Linked DNA regions of Homo sapiens: region 2 is linked to region 1. Evidence: read pairs that join two places in POLR2A ChIA-PET (ENCODE). Cell type or tissue: HepG2. All regions are shown on one strand.

What was found. ChIA-PET counts read pairs that join two places held together with the same protein. Peaks named below come from ENCODE experiments on the same cell type or tissue, not always from the same donor. Only the 100,000 strongest peaks of a DNase experiment are listed, where the experiment ranks them.
Region 2: POLR2A ChIA-PET joins it to region 1 with 17 read pairs; 1 of 35 experiments calls an interaction of 5 or more read pairs at or near these places.

What each region holds. Positions count from the first base shown.
Region 1 is chr14:100,815,593-100,819,592 of GRCh38, reverse strand. No RefSeq gene overlaps it. Among named protein-coding and RNA genes, the nearest start is that of MIR2392, 3.1 kb to the right of the region's middle. RefSeq lists an enhancer at 3,932-4,000. In HepG2, no CTCF peak of the experiment used is centred here; DNase peaks (open chromatin) are centred at 1,242, 2,132, 2,792 and 3,502.
Region 2 is chr14:101,286,496-101,290,495 of GRCh38, reverse strand. No RefSeq gene overlaps it. Among named protein-coding and RNA genes, the nearest start is that of LINC00524, 120 kb to the left of the region's middle. RefSeq lists an enhancer at 1,219-1,754. In HepG2, a CTCF peak has its summit at 1,674 (motif pointing right); DNase peaks (open chromatin) are centred at 1,075 and 1,775; H3K4me3 peaks cover 473 bases.

The sequences.
Region 1 (4,000 bases):
TTCAGTTGAGAAGATTAAATTGGGGAAAAATGTGTGCTGTACTTATGGCAGGCCCTAGCCATATGACATGGAGTGAGGATGAAGAGACCTTCTTGTCTTCCATGTAGTTTGCATTTATTTTGTAAGAAGAAAAATTTTATTTTGTAATTTCGTAAAAGTTAACCTGGCTGGGCACAGTGGCTCATGCCTGTAATCCCAGCACTTTGGGAGGCTGACGCGGGCAGATCACTTGAGATTAGGAGTTCGAGACCAGCTTGGTCAATGTAGTGAAACCCCGTCTCTACTAAAAATACGAAAATTAGCCAGGCATGGTGGCAGGTGACTGTAGTCCCAGCTAATCGGGAGGCTGAGGCAGGAGAATCACTTGAACCCAGGAGGCAGAGGTTGCAGTGAACCGAGATGGTGCCACTGCACTCCAGCCTGGGTGGCAGAGCGAGACTTCATCTCAAAAATAAATAAATAAATAAATAAATAAATAAATAAATAAATAAACAAACAAATAAATAAATAAAGTTTGGCCGGGCACGGTGGCTCACGTCTGTAATCCCAGCACTTTAGGAGGCCAAAGCAGGCGGATCACCTCAGGTCAGGAGTTCCAAACCAGCCTGACCAACATGGAGAAACCCCGTCTCTAATAAAAATACAAAATTAGCCAGGCATGGTGGCACATGCCTGTAATCCCAGCTACTCTGGAGGCTGAGGCAGGAGAATCGCTTGAACCTGGGAGGCGGAGGTTGCAGTAAGCCGAGATCGTGCCATTGCACTCCAGCCTGGGCAACAAGAGTGAAACTCCATCTCAAAAAAAAAAAATTTAAATTTAAATAGTTAATCCAATATATCAGCTAGGTCCATGAGCAAAGGCCTGTGCCATGGGTGCCCTGCTGCCCTTCCCTTCCCACAGATGTGGGACAGTCTGGGACAGACTTGAATGCTTCCTCTGAAATGCCTTCCAAAACAGCTGCGCCCCTCTGTGGTTTTGGGGATGGGCTCTGCCAGTCCCCATAATCGGTCAGAGGGAAAAGAGAAACAAGCATCCCCACTCCCAGCCTTTTGGCTGAGCCTCACTGGCCATCAGCAGCCTAGGCTGGCCACCCTAACACAGCCACCTGGCCCCTTGCCCTCCCTCCTTGTGGCCAACAAGGGCTGGGTAGGGTGCTCTCTTCCTACTTAGGACTTCCTGTCTCAGAGTGTGGGATCTGAGATGTCATTTACAAGCTCAGTGGGAAAACAAATATTCCAGATAAAAATATTCCCATGACACTTGGCCTGCCCCTGCCGTCTTTCCTGTGGCTCTCTTGTTCCTGGTTGGGGTGGGGACTCTGCAGCCTGGCATGGGACATTTGGCAGTGAGGAGGCCATGAGGCAAGGTGGGTGAGAACACAGGCTCCCAACTCAGACAGCCTGGCTTGAATTCTGATACCACCACTTGACTTTGGCTGGGATCCTTTCACCTCTCCTCAATTTCTCCACCTGTAAAATAGGGATAATAGTACCTACCCCCACCCCCCCACCCCCGGGTGTTGAGAAGGTTAAATGAGACAGTAGGTGCTCAGTAACCCAAATGGCATCCTCCCTCCTCCTGCAGAGAGCCCCCGCTGCCCCAAGGAGAGCAGGCCTCACAGTGCCACCCACTCCACAAGAATGCAGAGCTCAGAACCTTTACATCGGGCTCCTGTTTGCAGGAACGGCTCCAGGCCTGGCTGACAAGGGCTGTGAGCCTCTCTGGCCTCCACCACCAGCCTTTCCTGGGAATCCCAGGCCGGGGTAGTGGAAGATTCTCAGAGCAGCCGAGGCGCCCTCCACACCAGCCCTGGTGTGCACTTTCTACAGCCATCATGCCAACACGTCCTGCAGCCTTCGCCCACCCAGAGTTCATTTCCTCCCATTTGGGGTAACTTCACCACCCCAGGTCACTGGACAGGACCGAAGGTCACCAAAGGTCATCCCGGAACACCGCAGGTCACCTTGGCTCTCAGTGCTTCATCCAGAAACCTGAGTCTACCCCCCATACCCGTCTACCGAGCCGCCAGGGCTTATGTTGTGCAAACGCTGCGCCCTCTGAGACAGGGGCTCAAATGTTCAACATACCCTTTAGGTGTTTGCGGAAAGGATGAGCTCAAAGACGCCTGCCTCTAGGTAAACGGAGCTGCCCTTGCACATGTGATGATAAGGAAAAGCAAACGAAGGCTGCCTTTGAACGGCCTTTTTGCTCCACCAGCTCCCAACCTAAAGCTGCCTTTGCAGTCGTGAACTGTGGGGGGATGGGGGCGTGGAGGTGGTGGGGGAAGGACAGTGGCCACTAGCACCCTGGCCCTTTGAGAAGGGTCCTGCCCACTTCGCCCTGCCAGGCCTCGGTTTCCCCCCTGCAAAAACAGGAAAGTTGATATTCATGCCACAGGCTTGCTCTGAATACAGACTAAAACAGACTATTTTCTTTTTATTTATCTTTTTTTGGGACGAGATCTCACTTTGTTGCCCAGGCTGGAGTACAGTGGTGCAATCATGGTTCATTGCAGCCTCAAACTCCTGGGCTCAAGCAATCTTCCTGCCTCGGCACCCCAAGTAGCTGGGACTACAGGCGCTTCCCACTACATCAAGTTTTTTTGTTTGTTCGTTTGTTTTTTAAGAGACAGAGTCTCTCTATGTTGCCCAGGCTGGTCTGGAACTCTCAGATTCAAGAGATCCTCCTACCTCAACCTCCCAAAGTGCTGAGGTTACAGGCATGAGCCACCACTCCTGGCGACAGACTATTTTCTAAAAGCCTCACACGTTACCCAACTAAATAGGGATGTTGAGGGTCAAGGTCCAGGGCTGGGGAGGTGGAACTCTGGAGTAGGGAGCACAGGGAACATAGGCAGGGAGGCCAGGCCAGGCACACTCAGAAGAGGCTGCTTCAAAATACACCAGCAGAGCATTTGCACCTTTAGCCTGAGTTCTGGCAACTTTAAAAGACAATTCCAGATTGTCTTACTTATCCATTCATTCATTCCATTCAGGAAGTACTTCCTGGGTGCCTAGGGCTGGCATTATTTTACATGCCAATGGCTAGGGATAAAATGACAAGTGATGGGTCAAGCTCCCTGCCTCACTGAGCTCAGAGCCAACAAGGGAGCTGAGCTGCACACCTACTGTGTTCAGGCTGCACTCTGCATGCCTCTGCTTAGATGTTAGATGGCTAGCTTGCTCAGCCCAGGCCCTGAGAGTGAGTGAACGCTCTCCCTGGGAAGATGAAATGAGAAGTAAGACGCTGTCATTTAACCACAAGAGAGAGCCCGTGGAGGTTTGGGATGCCCAGGAAGAGCTGGCACCTCTCACTTCGGTGGGAGCATCAGGAATCTGGGCCCATATCCCCTCCCGAGAGTCTGGCCTTATGTACATTTCCCAGAAATTCTCACTGTTTATACTGAGGGGCCTCCCCGGAGCAGAAGTCATTCAAATCCTGTTTTCAGCTGTAAGTCACTTCCTGCCTAGCTTAGGGCACAGGCATCTCAGAGCATTGAATGTATGGCCACGTGGCCACCCCAGAGATCCAAGCAAAACTGTCTGGTTGCCCAGCCTCAGCTGTTCCTGAAAGGCTTGAGTGTGCAATCCCGGTCCCCTGCTTTGGAGTTACACAAAGGGCCCTCCCGTAAGCCCTGAACAGCAGGCATGACTCAGGCCCAGACTTAGGGCTGGTTTCCACAGCCCATACCGGGGCCCTAATTTGGAGAAATCTGAGTGGACCTAGGCTGAAGATCCCCCCTGAGGAGGTCAGGAAGTGGCCAGGGGACCTTATATAAGCTGACCTCTCCCACCAGGCTGGGCAGGAGGCTAGGGTGAGTGTAGGGGCAGGAGGTAGAGGGAGGAAGATGAGGGGAGAAGGTGAACGGGCTAAGGTCTCCAGCGCTCCCTGGTGAGACCTCTCCAACTCCCGTTTCGGTAACCGCTTCTCTGGCAGGGGTTTCCGCAGGCCTGCCATCCTGACCAAAGGGGAAGAGCACGTCCACCTGGAATGGGAAGG
Region 2 (4,000 bases), 470 kb before region 1:
TACAGGGGGGCATGGAGTGATGGAGCCTACGGGGTCAACCTGCTGAGAGGCAGCTCCAGGACTTAGAAGTCAGCCTCTGGGCTCCCAAACCCCGTCTTCTTTCCATTAATACCCCTGGCTTCCCTTCTCTTCCCTAGGAGTGGGGGGCAGTGACCCGTGATATTTCCAGTTTGTGCACAGTTGTGCCTGTGTGTGTGTGTGTGTATGTGTGTGTGTGTGTGTTTATGTATGCGTGTGTGTGTGCATGCATGTGTTTGCCAGTGGTAAGGACAGAAAATAAGTGGCTAGTGACCTCCTTGGACACCTACACCTAACTCCGCAGCCTTCGGTGACCTAAAGAGTCAGTCTGTGCCTGGTGGTGGTCTGAGAGCCGCTAACACAGTCACGTTGCTGCAGGCCTGAGCTCATGTTCTCGTTCCATCTCTGCGCCCTGGGAGGAGAGTGGCCACAGCACTCCAAGTCTGTTTCTGCAGCTGCAGAATGAGCTCAATAGTGCCTACCTTGCAGGGCATTTTTTGAAAATGGATAATTACATGAATAGGTCACACACATAGTAGGTCTTGGTAAATATCCCTTTTCATCTCACATAAGAACTCTCCAAGGGCAGCCTGATGACAAGGTGGTCTCAGCGCCATCGTGTTCCATTTCGTGGCGTCTGGAACCAACACTTAAGCAGAACAGCACATCCCACTTGTTTACATCTCTGATACCACCACCTCCTTTTGCTAATGGGCTTCGGTTTTTCCTTTTCTTATTCTCTTTGCCTAAAGGCAACAACGCTTGTCTTTAATCAGCATAAGGCAATTTAGTACCCCTCACATCAGCCTGCCAGGAAAAATGAGCCATTAATTTCCTGGAGGTTCCAAGAACACACTTTTATTTGTTATACTACAAACACATTGAGGCTGCTGTGCCGGAAAAAAAAAAAGAAAAAAGAAAACTACGCTAAGTCCCCTGTTTGCCCAAGGTGACTCCGTAAAAATTAACTGCAGTGTTCAAGGCTGTCTTTCCTCTTTGTGACACAGCTGATGAACTTAGGTGTGATTCGAAGAGCAAAGTGCAGGTGTGTTTACCACCGTCGCTCTGTCAGGGAATCTGTTTCAACTGTAAAGGGATGCGATGCGGTTGTGCAATTTTCGGCCTGGGAACTGCATAGGTAAATAAAAAACAAGACGCGGTGTGAGTTTGGCTGTTCTTTTGCCCGCAGTTGGCTGTGGCCTTCTCCTCATCTTCACCATCCCTCCGGCAGTTTCCAGTAGAAAATTCTGGTGAAGGCGCTGGCCGTTCTTGCAGCGTTTCCCAGGATACGTTTGCCTCTCGCCCTGCTGAAGAAGATATCCTGGGCAGGTGGTCCTTTCATGGCTGTTCCTCACGGACAGTTCACTGCTCTGCTCAGAGATGTGTCCTGCCTCCCTGCTGACGCCACTCTGGGGGCCTGGGTTTGCTGTGTCAGCCAGAACCTCCACTTGCTGTTGGGAGGATCTTGCACCTGCCCCACACCTACTCTGTGGGTCCCGAGACCTCCCTGCCATTCCTTGGAGGGTCTGTCAATTTCAGGGTCTGGGGTCTGAGCAAGGGAAAGTGGGGAATGCCACTGTCCAATTTTTGCGCTGCTGTTTGGGTCTGGCAGTAAATCATTGAAGAGTCAAGGCCGAGTCCACCAGGGGGAGGGAAGAGGCAGAGAGGCCAAGGCCCATCTTCAGCATGAATGAATTGGGAGCTGGCCTTGAAATCAGAATTGGGTAATCACCGACATTCCTTCCTGCTACTGGGGGTGGCCATAGCTGGAGAGCTGCTGTGGGTGGCTGTGGACAGAGGAGAGGCTCAGAAAGGGGCCGGAAGCAAGCGACGCTCCATGTTGTGTAATTATTGTCCAGACTTTGATCTCAAGCGACAGGGTCCTCGGGGAGCTTGCTGCACTTGATTTAGGAGTCTGTTCTGCCGTCTCCCACCGCAGACTCACAGCGGCTCCTCCTGCAGTGTGAAAGAGTGGTGCTGACTCTTCTAGGATACAGTAACAGGAATGGTTGTTCCTGTCATACGTGAGGCTTCCACCTCCTCTCCAGGGGAGCAGAAGAGGGCTTCAGGGTGGGGCATCCCTCCAGCAGTGGGGGCCACACCAGTCAGCGCCCTTCCCAGGGGAGCACCCTGGGCCCCTGAATTATGCTTCTTGTCCCCACCACTGACTCCTGGGGACCCCGTGTCCACTCCAAGCTCCAGCCTGGCTCCAAGGAGGGAGCCACGTGAATAGAGTCTCAGTACACTGTAGGGTGTCCTGCATGAGAGGCAAGCTCAGGCACACGCCCTTTTCATTAATTCAGCAGAAACAGGAACATACTCTTTTCATTAATTCAGCAAAAACAGGCACACGCAGGGAAAGTGAAGAGAAAATAAGGACAGAGCATGCAAATGTAATAGCATCAAACCTGCCCTACTTCCCGCGCACACCAGCAGAGTGCTTGACTGTTCCTGGCCATCTCCTTGCCTCAGGTAACTCTGCTCAGCAAAGCTTCACAGGCCTCCATTCATCAATGTGGGATGCCAGGGACATGGAGGCTGGGATTCGGAGTGGACATTGCTGGGAGCAGATGTGCTTCAGGCATGCCGGGGATGTTCCTGGAGCTGGTGAGGGGGCGCCTAGTCCAGGCTGGGGGAAGGCTGAGTCCAGAAGCCAGCTCGGGAGGGTTGAAGTGAACTATGAGGTAGCAATGCCTTTAGGAGAGAAACTGGGAGGCTGGGGCTATCCTCCACAAAGAAAATGGGATGCTCTGGACCAGAAGAATGTCTGCAGGTACCATCATTTTGGTTTTTGCTAATTTTTTATCATTTCTTCACTCATCATTAAGCAGGGAGATTCTGTATGTGTCTGCCGCAGAGCTGGGGACACAGTGACTAGCCACCAGCCCTGCCCTGAGCAAGGAGCACACAGCCAGTCAGGGCTGCGTCCCTTGGCTCGTGGCCTCTTCCTTCATCTTCAGGGTGGCTGCTGAGTCTGAGGGTTTGAGTCCTTCTCACATCCCCTCCTGCCTCCTTCTTTTACATTTAGGGGCCCTCTGATGACACTGGGACCCACTAGGGTAATCCAGGATAATCCCCCTATTTTAAGGTCAGCTGATTAGTGACCTTAATTCCATCAGCAACCTTAACTCCACCCCTTGACCTACAAGCAACATAGCCACAGGTTCCAGGGATCAGGATGCAGACATCTTTGGGGGGACATGATTTTGCCCACCATAGCTTCCCAGAGGGGCTGGCATCTAAACTGATCCTGGAAGAGCGCACATGAGCTTGCTGGGTTCTGCTGAGGCAGCAAGAGGACTCTCACCACTAACAGAGCAGATCTCTTATGTGTCCTCTTGGACATTTGGAAAGACTGGTGCGGTGGGGCGGGGAGACATTAGAAATGGGCTGGTTTTTTGAAAAAGGAGACAAGACCCGGTAGAGATCAGCATGAGTCGGGGGTGTTACAGCGAACACCCAGTCCCTACCATGCCCATGACATTGGCACCATTTCCAGCAGGCGCAACCCCACACAGACCTCGGGGCAGCAGCCTGCTGGGCAGAGAGAGCTTGTCCCTATTCTGTATTTAGGCACAAGAGAGGATTCGGGGAAGGCAGCCAGATGTGCGAGCTGATGGAGACCATGTCCAGTCGGGCTTAGTCCGGTTCAGTCCAAAGGCATGCACTGTACTCTGAGGCCATTTCAAATGTTGCCAAGACCCCTGGGTTCAAGCCAGAAGGAGGACCTCTAGTCAGAGCTGGGGGTGGGGGTGGGGTGAGGGCAGTGGGTATTGTTGTAATTGTTTCAGAACATACTAAGTTAATTTATTTGTTTTGCCTTGTGCCTTTTAAACAGGCTTTCATCATCGAATGTGTTTTCCATCTCGTCCTGTCGCACAGGTAGGAGACCTTGTATTGTTTACTCCTGGAGGCGTCTCCTCCCCATAGCCCTGTTTAGTCGGCTGGGCAGGGAGCTCGTCTTTTTACAGCCTGTGCTTTG